Linked DNA regions of Homo sapiens: all the other regions are linked to region 3. Evidence: chromatin contacts called from ENCODE Hi-C or POLR2A ChIA-PET data. All regions are on one chromosome and are shown on one strand. The core of a region is the stretch at or near the end of the contact, and the rest is flanking DNA. Distances in the headings are between cores, read along the strand shown. Region 1 has its middle 35 kb from the start of BCOR. Region 2 has its middle 76 kb from the start of BCOR. Region 3 has its middle 48 kb from the start of MIR3937. Region 4 has its middle 110 kb from the start of ATP6AP2.

Region 1 (2,700 bases), core at 7-2,506, 520 kb after region 3:
TCTGTCAGTAAAAGAGAAGAGAAGAGAAGAGGAGACAAGACTGAGAAAAACGGTCCCTATGGCCCAGTAGACATGAACAACTGCAAGCGACTGGAGACCTGGCACCTGGCACTGGCTTTACCCTGTTAGCCTCCAGGCCTCAAATTAGAAGGAGGAGGGGAACTCATGCTTGTCCAGCACTTCAGCAAGATCATCTCACTGAATCCTCATAACAACCCCATGAGATACCGTGGTGGTTTTAAACACGCCCGCTAGTTATTCGACACTCTTCCCACCAAGAGGTGTGGTCTCTGTCTCTACTTCTAGAAGTCTGGGTGGGCTTGTGACTGCTTTCAACACAACAGAAGTGACACTCTGAGACTTGTAAGACAAAGGCAGAAGAAGCCATGCAGCTTGCTCCTGGCTCTTTTTGGGGCACTTGCTCTGAGAGAAGTCAGTAAGAAGTCTACTGCCATGGCAGAGACTCACAACATAGGTGCCACAGTCAACAGCCCAGCAGAGCTCCCAGCCAATAGCCAGCATCAACTGATTGCTACAGGAGTGTGCCATCTCGGATATCCTTCCGATGGCTGCAGCCCCTGTTGATGTGTGACTGCAACCGAATGAGATATCCCAAGTGAGAAGTACCCAGCTGAGTCCGTTCCAGAATTCCTAACCCACAGAATTGTGAACAAAATCAAAGAGTTGGGGTTTTTTTTGTTTGTTTTTGAGACAGTATCACTCTGTCACCCAGGCTGAAGTGCAGTGGTGGGATCTCAGCTCACCACAGCCTCGACCTCCAGAGCTCAAGGAATCCTCTCACCCTAATTTTTGTATTTTTGTAGAGACAGGGTCTCCCCATGTTGCCCAGGCTGGTCTCCAACTCCTAGGCTCAATTGACCTACCCGCTTCGGCCTCCCAAAGTGCTGGGATTACAGGCATGAGCCACCAAACCCGGCCAAAGAGTTGTTTTAAGTGGCAAAGTTCTGGGGTAATTTGTTGCATGGCACTAGTCACAAAACAGATCCGTGGTGTTCCCACTTGAAACTGAGGTGCAGAGGGGCTGAATAACTTGCCCATGGTCACACACCTGGTAAGTGGCAGAACTGAGACTCAAACCTGGTCTCTCAGAATCCAAATCATAGCCCCTTCTCACGGTGCCCCCCTAACATTTTCTCACTTCCAAGAAGAGAACATTCTTTTCAGACTCGACTAGTTTCCAAACCTGGCTGTGCGTCAGAGTCAGCAGTGGCGTGTTAAAGATAGAGATTTCCAGGCCCCACCCCAGGCCTAGTGAGTCAGTATTTTCAGGCGTGGGGCCAGGACTCTGAATTCTGAACTGGCACCCCAGGTGACCCTGAAGCAGTTAGTGCGTGAACCGGACAGTGAAACCCACTGCTCAGCCAGGTTATTACAGAAAACTGGAGGGGACCAGCAAGGTTTTCTTCAAAATATAGCAGTTTCAGAAAATCCCTCATGATCTGAGCTCATCTGCTTCAATTTCTTTTTTTTCTTTTTTTCTTTTTTTTTTTTTTTTGAGATGGAGTCTCGCTCTGTCGCCCAGACTGGAGTGCAGTGGCATGATCTCAGCTCACTGCAACCTCCGCCACCTGGGTTCAAGTGATTCTGCTGCCTCAGCCTCCTGAGTGGCTGGGATTACAGGCACATGCCACCACACCTGGCTCATTTTTGTATTTTTAGTAGAGACAGGGTTTCACCATGTTGGTCAGGCTGGTCTCGAACTCCTGACCTCGTGATCCACCCTCCTCGGCCTCCCGAAGTGCTGGGATTACAGGCGTGAGCCACCGCCCCCGGCCATCTACTTCAATTTCAACTTTTTTTTTTTTTTTTTCTTTTTGGAGACGGAGTCTCGCTCTGTCGCCCAGGCTGGAGTGCAGTGGCGCTACCTCGGCTCACTGCAAGCTCCGCCTCCCGGGTTCATGCCATTCTCTTGCCTCAGCCTGCCGCATAGCTGGGACTACAGGCGACGGCCACCACGCCCGGCTAATTTTTTTGTATTTTTAGTAGAGACGGGGTTTCACTGTACTAGCCAGGATGGTCTCAATCTCCTGACCTCGTGCTCTGCCCGCCTCGGCCTCCCAAAGTGCTGGGATTACAGGCGTGAGCCACCGCGCCCGGCCTCAATTTCAACCTTCTTGGCCCTAACATCTGGGGAGTCTTTTCTACTCCCACACCACTAAGAGACAGAAATTGATGGGAGGCTATCCAACCAGTAAGTACACTCATGTGTATTAACACCTTGCTAGGCTCTGTGGTCCCTGTGCTCTAAGAACTTACAACTGAAGCGAGGAGATAAGGCGTAAAGTCATTTCAGAGCAACCAAATGATAAGTTTTGTGGCTGTGACAATAAGCACAAAGGCATCTGGGAGAATTAGACTGAAATGTAACCCCCTAGAAATTTGGGAGGGGCTCCGCAGAGGAGGTGGGGCCTGGAGCTGGGAGTCAGGGTGAGCAGGGGGATCACTCCAGGCAGGGGGCTCAGGGGCTGAGGCTCCCTCCCAGGGCAGAACAAGCAGGAGGGCATGAATGGGTAGAGGGACTCACTGGGCTGCCCCAGGGGTGTGCTCTGTGGCAGCTGTGGAACCAGAGGAGAGGGGAAGACGAGGACCAGATCAGAGAGGGGTCAGGGGACTTGAAGTCTGATCCAGATTTTTATTTTCTCAGTTTCCAAAAGCTACTGTCATTTACAGATCAAGGAC
Region 2 (2,700 bases), core at 27-2,526, 560 kb after region 3:
GGCCGGACGGGTGTTGAGGGGAGAGTGATCGTGAGCAACCCGGAACCAGCAGTCCCAACCTGGACTGACGAACTGGGCTCTCCAGTCCTGGGCCGTGGGGCTCCATGCCTCGGGCTGGCGGGACAAGCGGCGGGGAGCCCGGAGCTTCGGAGCCGCCGCCGGGCATCTAGCCAGCTCCGCGGGAGAAGCCCGGGGGCGCGTCGGGAGCCAGGGGACTGGTGTGAACTAGCCGCCCCCGCAGGCGGACGTTTAGCTCCGGCACCCGGGAGCACTGACACTGGGCGATAAGGAGTTCCTCGGCAATCGGCTGTCCCCAGTCCCCAGTCACCTCCGGCGGACGTGACCGCCGGATGCTATGCAGCTAGGTGGGCCAGGGGGGCCTTTGCATTGCCTTCCCTGACCCCTTCCTTGCCGCGGAGGAGCCACAGTAAGATGCCTCTGTACGACTCTCCAGAACTTTCTTTTGCAAAATAAAGGCCAAATGTTGGGCCTTCTAGTCTCTTCATATTTTCCTTTGGAAGGTTGGGGTCCAGGCAGTCCTCTCGAAACAACCCCCAAACAGATCACTTTCATTACAAAACGCTAGAGAGGCAACACAGCCCTATTTCTCTCTCTGGTCAATCCAGGCCCTATCTCTCCCTCTGGTCAATCCAGGCCCTATTATCCCAAGCTGTGCGGCTTTGGGCAAACCGCTTAACAGTTCGAAACCTCGGAGTCCTCATCTGTAAAATAAGACCAATACTATTATCTACCTCGTAGGGTTGTTCTGAGGATAACATGCCTCCATACATAAGGTGCTTAGAACGCTGCCTCCAGTACAATGCTACGTGTGTTTGTTACTATGATCTGGCACTCCCTTTGGATGGGTAGGGAGTACAAAGTTCCGGGTTAAAGTTCCTGGAAGTTTACATGGAGCCAGTGGTCTTGGCAGGGTGGAAAGGGCACTATTGTATGGCCACTGAAAAGTGAAGGCCAAATGCCCTCAAACTGTCTAGGTCTCCACTAGACCGTCCCATAAAGGCTTGTGTGTGTGTGGTGGTGGATAGGAGGGAGAGTCCTTTTTAATGGTGCTCATTTAGACTGGATTAATAGCAAGTTCCGTCAGGGCTCAGGCACCATTACCCACTCTCTCCCTGCAGCCCTGGGGAAGAGCGCTGGTTTCCAGGACCTCCAGCCTACTCTTCCAGGACACCTTTTTTGATGGCTGAAGGCCACCTCTTTAAATCAGTTCTCGGAGGAGTTGGCCAAAAGCCATGTCCTCTGGGATGTACTTTGGTCTAACACTGGTGCAGGGCTGGCGTATGGCAGGCCTTGTCCCTGGGCCGCTGGCGGGCCACATTTTACTGGTGCACAGATGCAAATACCACTTCTGTAGACAGAATCGGTCAGACTTCTAATTTCAAAAGGCTTCCCATTACCTTTGAAATGGCGACTCTGGCAAAAAGGGGAGGAGTTGCGGCAAATAAGAGCCTAGGGAGGCCTCGGCCTCCCCTGCTTGGCCTCTCCAGGGTCACCCATAATTCATTAGGTGAGGCTGCCTTTTCCTTTTCAAACACAACGCAAATGGCCTTTGCCTTAAGTGGCTACCGGCGTTTGCCTAATCACTGAAATGTGCTGGCAGTGCGCTCTAGCTCTCAGTAGATCCTTATCGGAACTGTGCGTGCCAAGCTGCCAGCCCCGAGAAAGACAAAGAACACGGGCGCCTCCAGGTTTGCTTCTGAGGCCTCAGGGTCACCTCTGGGGCTTCCCCTTCACAGCCTCCGGCCCCTACAAGACGCTCCCAGCCAGCCTCCGGAACAAACCCGCAGCCCTAAATCAGAATTCCAGTTCTCGAGCGCCACCCGGAGAGTTCACATTTCCCCTCCTCCGAGGCCGCGTGGTGCGCAAGAAAGAGCCCGAGGGCGGCGGCAGCACACGTCTGGGCAGCCCCCTCCCCGTACCCAGCAGCGTGTACGCAGGAAAAGAAAAAGCCAAGAGAAAAACGTGGACTGTAAAAGCCAAAACGCAGAACCATCTACTACTAACTACCGACAACCCCAGGCGGGAGTTTGCAAGGAGTAAGCAACCCTCTAATAGAAACTACAACTAAAATAATTCCTCTCTTCGCGTTCTATTAAGGTCCTGGAAGGTGGAACGCAAAGGGGACCCTGTCTTCTTAGGACACAGACTGGCTGCGCCGATAGTGCTCAGCCCCGCACCTCCTGAGCATACATTTAATGTTAGGCAAAGAGCAAGTTTCCTATCTACCGTTTGACCACAGTTTCTCACAGTATTTCTAATTGATTCAACGTGTATTAGATTGAAACAAAAATGATCTTGGTTGGAATATACACGGGCAACCTGTATTTAGATGGGGTAAGTTCCTGCAGCTATCTGACCACATTTGTCTGGTCCCTCTGAGAATCCACGTTTTCTAGCCCGAGAAGGGGCAGGCGGCCCTCATGGCGCCTCCTTCGGCGGTTTCCTGGCGAAGCGCCCATCCTCCCCAAGCACCAGGAACGGAGGCCGTCCATATTAATACTCGCGGGCAGCCTGTTCTGACCTATACTGTCATTTTTTCCATCGGTCGGGATCGGGCTGGGGGTGGGGTGGGGCGGGGGCTCTCCTCCGAGGGGCTCAGCACGGATCGTTGGGTTTTCCCCGGCGAACTTAACACGGAGGCAAAAGGGGCAGATGGAAACCAGGCCCCGGCTGGCCCCG
Region 3 (2,705 bases), core at 18-2,517:
GCTCTTATCACGTTCGGTATGTTAGAAGAACCGAGGCAGCTTATTAGCACAAAGTAGACAATCCTGTTTCCTGGCAGTTAGTGTGGGCGGGTGGGTTACACAGTGGAGCACTAGAGCCTCTCCAGCGCAGCCTCTATTCACTTGCAGTGGCCTGGGCTCGTCTGAGGCATGTGCTGTCAGAACTTTATTGCCTCTCCTAGACCAGTGTCCACCCTTCCCCCATCCCAGGAGCCAGAGCACGTGAATTCCCCTTTGCTCTCCAACTCTCTTTCTTGTACACGACACAAACCTTGAGTATGGGCTCTGCATTTCTCTAGAGAGCTGCTTCTCAAACTTCAGCCCAGAGGGCTTGTTAAAACAGAATGGCGGCCAGGTGCGGTGGCTCACGCCTGTAATCCCAGCACTTGGGGAGGCTGAGGCAGGTGGGTCACCTGAGGTCAGGAGTTGGAGACCACCCTAGCCAACATGGCAAAACCCTGCCTCTACTAAAAATACAAAAATTAGCTGGGCATGGTGGTGCATGCCTGTAATCCCAGCTACTTGGGAGGCTGAGGCAGGAGAATCGCTTGAACCTGGGAGGCAGAGGTTGCAGTGAGCTGAGATCGTGCCACTGCACTCCAGCCTGGGCGACAGAGCAAGACTCTGTCTAAAAAAAAAAAAAAAAAACCAGAGTGGTGGGGTCCCACGTCCCACTCCCCAGAGTGTCTCAGTCAGGAGGTCTAAGCTGGGGCCAGAGAATATCCCAGGTGATGATGCAGTTGGTCCAGGGACCACAGTCGGAGTAAGACAATTTTTTTTCCTTTTAAAATACTTTACAAATTTCATGCTGTGGTTATTGTCTGTATTAAACCGGAAATTGGGAGGTAATAGCATTTATTTGTTTGAGTTTGTAAATATCCAGTGTCCAGCTCTAGATTCAATGAGCAAAATAACTATTTAGGTAAAAGGTAAGGACCTCACTGAGGAAGGAAGGAAGGAAGGAAGGAAGGAAGGGAGGGAGGGAGGGAGGGAGGTTGGATGGGAGGGGAGGGGAGGAAGAAAGAGAGAAAGAGAGGAAGAAAAAGATATACGCAGTTGGAAAAGCCAGATTCTAGAACATCTCTGGAAGGTGTGATTCTAAAGCAAGCACAGCTCCACGGCTGGACTACAAGGAATGTGGCTTTTCTCTGTGTTTTCCTACTGCACGGGGCTAGCAGGGGTCGATTATCCTACCAACCTGAGTCATTCTTCACTAACGCGGGGGGCGATGGGCAGAGGGCAAGCCGGGAGGCCAGTGCCTGCCCGGGGCGCACCTGTCACGCTGAGGGAGGGCAGCCCGCGCCCTTTGGCTGATCCCACTGCCTGGAAACGAGCCAGACTCCTCTGCCTTTGAAATCCTGTTCCTTGGAGCAATCCCGGCTCGCTAGGTTTAATTGTTTCGTCTCTTTTTTTCTGGTTTATGAAGCCGCCCCGCCTGAAGTCCGCCCCTTGCGCAGCGGCCCGGAAAGGTGGGAGGAGTGCAGGCTGCGCTCCCCGCTCGGGGAGAGTCGGTTCCTATTTCCTGATTATAAAGAAGCATTCTTTGGGAGCTGATGAATTGCGGCGGGGCTAGGGCCGGCAGGACGCGCACCTGTGATGCTCTGCAGCCGCCGGAGTCTGTTTATGCATCAAATGTGCCCACAGATTTTTCCTGGTGCTTGGGGAGACGGGGGAGGCGGTGCGGGCAGCCTCCCGCCCCCCCGCTCCCCCCCGCCAAACACACACACACAGGTTTGAAAGCCTCTGAGACCTTGCTACTAAAAATGTGGTCTACGGACCAGCAGCATCACCTGGGAGCTTGTTAGAAATGCAAATCTCGGGCCCGCCTAGACCTACTGAATCAGCATCTGCATTTTAATGAATCCTGGGGTAATTCCCTATTTACGTTAAAGTTTGAGAAGCGCGACGCAGGGGTCCACGGCAGAGAAAAGGTTAAGAACTCTGATCTCAGACAAGGAAAGGGAGGAAAGAGGAGGGAAAGTCCAGTCCCGGATTTGGAAGGGGGAGCGGAGGGTTAACCCTGAGGTTTACCGCTGGAGTGGAAGACAGAGAAATTAACATATGGAGTGAGTTAGCGGAGAGGTCGTTGAAATTGGGAGTAAACACAGGCAGGGGACAGCTCAGTTTGCCCAGGGGGAGGGGTGGAAAGAGAAGAGATGGGGTTAAGTGGGTGCCACCCACACTCCCAGGAAAGTTGGGTAGGTTGCATGCTGTGACCTTTGGCTCCTCCTCCCGCGTGTTTTCTGAGACTCAACCAACACATTTTGGCACGCACACAGGGTAGACCACAAAACAGCAGAGGCCAGAGCTTGAGGGCAGGCGTGGAGCCGAGGTAAAAAGCACCTGGGAGTTTCTTAATAAGCAGGCTGACGTGGTGAAAAAAATTCTAATGCAGGAAGAAAGAGAAAGCACGTGGTCATAAAAAGTGTGCCCTGGCATCCTACATCCATACCCAAGAGGACATGCCTGGCAGAGAGTGCACCCGTGGAGCCAGGGTGACTGCAATCCTCTTGGGCCCAGATCAGCTCCTGTCTGTGCCCAAGAACCAGCTCGCTCTCCATTTTCTGCACTAGGGGAGGAGAGAAGAAGTCCTGAGAGTGTTAAAGAGCAAGTAATCCAAAAAGAAATGACATGGATTTGGCATAAGGGCCTTTCTAGGCCCCCATCTGACACCCTCTTGCCCTCAC
Region 4 (2,700 bases), core at 182-2,681, 850 kb after region 3:
GGGATAGTACAAGAAGCAGGAGCTGTTATCACCCTAGAGCCAAAGGGAATAGGGGAGGTCGTGGCTACCCCAAACTTAGAAGGGGACAGAGTTGAGTACAGGAGGCCACCTTAAAAGAAATGGGGGCCTTCAGTGGAAGGATCAGTCAGCCCAAGTAGACTTCACAGGGAGGAAGATAGACTAAATGCGTCCCCTCATTCTCCTCTGCCCTCTGATCTCTTGGTGGGGCTTCCCTATTGGCTGGAACTGGCCAACGGGAGCCAAAGGGTGGGGGGCCCTTTGAGATGAGTGCAATGAATGCATAAGGGTCAGCTTCCTGGGGCACAGGGCAGGGAGGAGGGGGTGGAGGGTGGGCCTGGAGGGGAAGATGGAAGATGTCGTGAACATCTACTTCCATATTGGGTCGCACTCTACGGTGTGGACTCCTCTAGGTCAAGCTATTTGGCTCCTTGTTCTTTTTGTTCCCAGTACACAACCTAGCGTACGGCTCATGCTTCCAATCGTGTTTGCTGACACCCTGAATGAATTCCGTCGTGCCTCTTTGTTTCTCTCATTGGCAGTGTAGTGGCAGTTAATGACATTTCGACAGAATGGAACCGAAACACTTCCTTTTTTCTTTTTTTTCTGAGACAGGGTCTGGCTGTATCGCCCAGGCTGGAGTGCAGTGGCACGAATCTCAGCTCACTACAACCTCCACCTCCTGGGCTCAAGTGATCCTCTAACCTCAGACTCTCGAGTAGCTGGGATGCACACTACCATACCCGGCTAATTTTTTTTGGATTTTTTTAGTAGAGACAGGGTTTCGCTTTGGATTTTTTTAGTAGAGACAGGGTTTCGCCATGTTGCTCGGTCTGGTCTCAAACTCCTGGGCTCAAGAGATCTGCTTGCCTCAGCCTCCCAAAGTGCTGGGATTACAAGTGTGCGCCACTGCACTTGGTCTAGAAACACTTCCTAAGGTGAAAGTTTGGAGGGTGGAAGAAGAAAAAGAGAAAGGAACCAGAAATGCCCCAAAGATGAAGGCTGAATGATGCTGGAGCTGTTTCACTTTCTTCTCAGGAAGTGTAAATAATGAGCTGTACTTTCTTCTTCATTCACAGTAGTAATAAAAACACAATAACTGGCATATGCAGTGCTTCCAAGCCGACCAAGTGGTTTATATGCATTACCTCATCGGATCCCCTCAACAGCCCTGTAAGGTACACGATATTGTCATCCCAATCTTATAGACCAGGCTTAGAGAGGTTAAGTGGTTGGTCAGCCAGTGAGTGTTGGTGGAGCCACCACTGGGACTTTGAGTCCATTTCCACTGTCACCACTTGTGCTCTGCTGCCCTCCTGCCAGAACACCTCTCAGGCCTGTTCCTTACTGGGCAGGCTGTCCAGATCGGAACCTCCTCCTTTCAAGAGGCTAAACTAAACAGCTGAGCAGGAACAAGAGCAAACAGGGCAGGAAGAGAGGAGGAGCCCTGCAGAACACAGTGGCCCTTTGTTTTCTGCTGCCACCTCCTGGATCATCAACACCCTTTTGTCCTCTGTTCTCTGCTTCAAATACAGGCTGAGCTGGGGTGGCGGGGGGAATGCCCTTCCTACTCATTGCACAACTATATAATAATCTTGAATATTTTAAATTGAAGTCATTTAAAAAGGAAGGAAATTCTGACACATGTGATTGAAGACATTATGTTAAGTGAAATTAGCTGGTCACAAAAGGACAAATCCTGTATGATTCCACTCATATCATGTACCTAGAGTCATGAAATTCATAGAGACAGAAAGTAGAATGGTAGCTGCCAGGGGCTAGGGGGCGGGCAGAAAAGAGGAGAAGCAGAAGTTATTGTTTAATGGGTACAGAGTTTCAGTTTTGCAAGATGAGAAAAGTTCTGGAGATGGATGGTGCTGATGATTACAAAACAACGTGAGTGTATTTAATGACACTGAACTGTACACTTAGAAATGGTTAAAATAGTAAATTTTACTATATATATATATATGTTTCTTTTTTTTTTTTTCTGAGACAGTCTCACTCTGTTGCCCAGGCTAGAGTACAGTGGTGCAATCACAGCTCACTGCAACCTCTGCTTCCCAGGCTCAAGCAATCCTCCTGCCTCAGCCTCCCAAGTAGCTGGGATTACAGGTGTGCATGACCACACCCAGCTAGTTTTTGTATTTTTAGTAGAGACGGGGTTTCACCATGTTGCCCAGGCTGGTCTTGAACTCCTGACCTCAAGTAATCCTCTGGTCTCGGGCTCCCAAAGTTCTAGGATTATAGGCGTGAGCCACCACACCCAACTCTGCTATATATATTTTACACAATTTTTAAAAAACTGAATTCAGCAAACATTTAATGAGCATCTACTCTGTGCTCTGTACTGGGCATTTAAAACCATAAATCATCAGCCCCACCTTCAAGGATCTGTCAGTCCCATTGGGCAAAGTGACATAAATGTACCCAGCCCTGTGTGAAAAGTGCAACAATGGCAGAGTGCACACGCGACTGAAATAGCACCAAGGAAGAAGAGCCAGTTCTGCAGCAAGGTGTGGGGAGGAGTCATGAATCTTTCCTGAAGGAAGCCACATTTCCAGGAACTGAGATGACTTCACGTGTGTAAAGAGGTTGGGCGGGAAGTGGGGCTGCTGAGGACACACAGAACATTCCAAGCAGAGAAATAGCATGAGGAAAAATATAGAGGTGTGAAACGGC

The links. Hi-C counts contacts between places; a loop is a spot of excess contacts on that map. ChIA-PET counts read pairs that join two places held with the same protein, here RNA polymerase II (POLR2A). Pooled maps may share reads with other maps.
Region 1: POLR2A ChIA-PET joins it to region 3 with 14 read pairs in Panc1. The contact joins two enhancer-like sites. POLR2A ChIA-PET finds 5 or more read pairs at or near these places in 2 of 52 experiments (Panc1 and activated naive CD4-positive, alpha-beta T cell).
Region 2: a pooled map shows a loop between it and region 3 (15-fold over the local background). The contact joins two enhancer-like sites. A Hi-C loop is called at or near these places in 2 of 37 single-sample maps with no recorded cell type and 9 of 50 pooled maps. POLR2A ChIA-PET finds 5 or more read pairs at or near these places in 1 of 52 experiments (activated CD4-positive, alpha-beta T cell).
Region 4: a pooled map shows a loop between it and region 3 (6-fold over the local background). The contact joins two enhancer-like sites. A Hi-C loop is called at or near these places in 6 of 50 pooled maps. POLR2A ChIA-PET finds 5 or more read pairs at or near these places in 3 of 52 experiments (WTC11, activated CD4-positive, alpha-beta T cell and activated T-cell).

What each region holds. Positions count from the first base shown.
Region 1 is chrX:40,131,640-40,134,339 of GRCh38, forward strand. It overlaps a transcript of BCOR not described here. Among named protein-coding and RNA genes, the nearest start is that of BCOR, 35 kb to the left of the region's middle. Within about 2 kb of position 1,257, at least 12 of the 41 ENCODE cell types and tissues checked have a DNase peak (open chromatin) inside an H3K27ac peak, as active enhancers do.
Region 2 is chrX:40,172,580-40,175,279 of GRCh38, forward strand. It overlaps a transcript of BCOR not described here. Among named protein-coding and RNA genes, the nearest start is that of BCOR, 76 kb to the left of the region's middle. RefSeq lists an enhancer at 2,317-2,366. Within about 2 kb of position 1,277, at least 31 of the 41 ENCODE cell types and tissues checked have a DNase peak (open chromatin) inside an H3K27ac peak, as active enhancers do.
Region 3 is chrX:39,612,309-39,615,013 of GRCh38, forward strand. No RefSeq gene overlaps it. Among named protein-coding and RNA genes, the nearest start is that of MIR3937, 48 kb to the right of the region's middle. RefSeq lists an enhancer at 2,263-2,462. Within about 2 kb of position 1,268, at least 5 of the 41 ENCODE cell types and tissues checked have a DNase peak (open chromatin) inside an H3K27ac peak, as active enhancers do.
Region 4 is chrX:40,467,045-40,469,744 of GRCh38, forward strand. No RefSeq gene overlaps it. Among named protein-coding and RNA genes, the nearest start is that of ATP6AP2, 110 kb to the right of the region's middle. RefSeq lists an enhancer at 1,333-1,627. Within about 2 kb of position 1,432, at least 8 of the 41 ENCODE cell types and tissues checked have a DNase peak (open chromatin) inside an H3K27ac peak, as active enhancers do.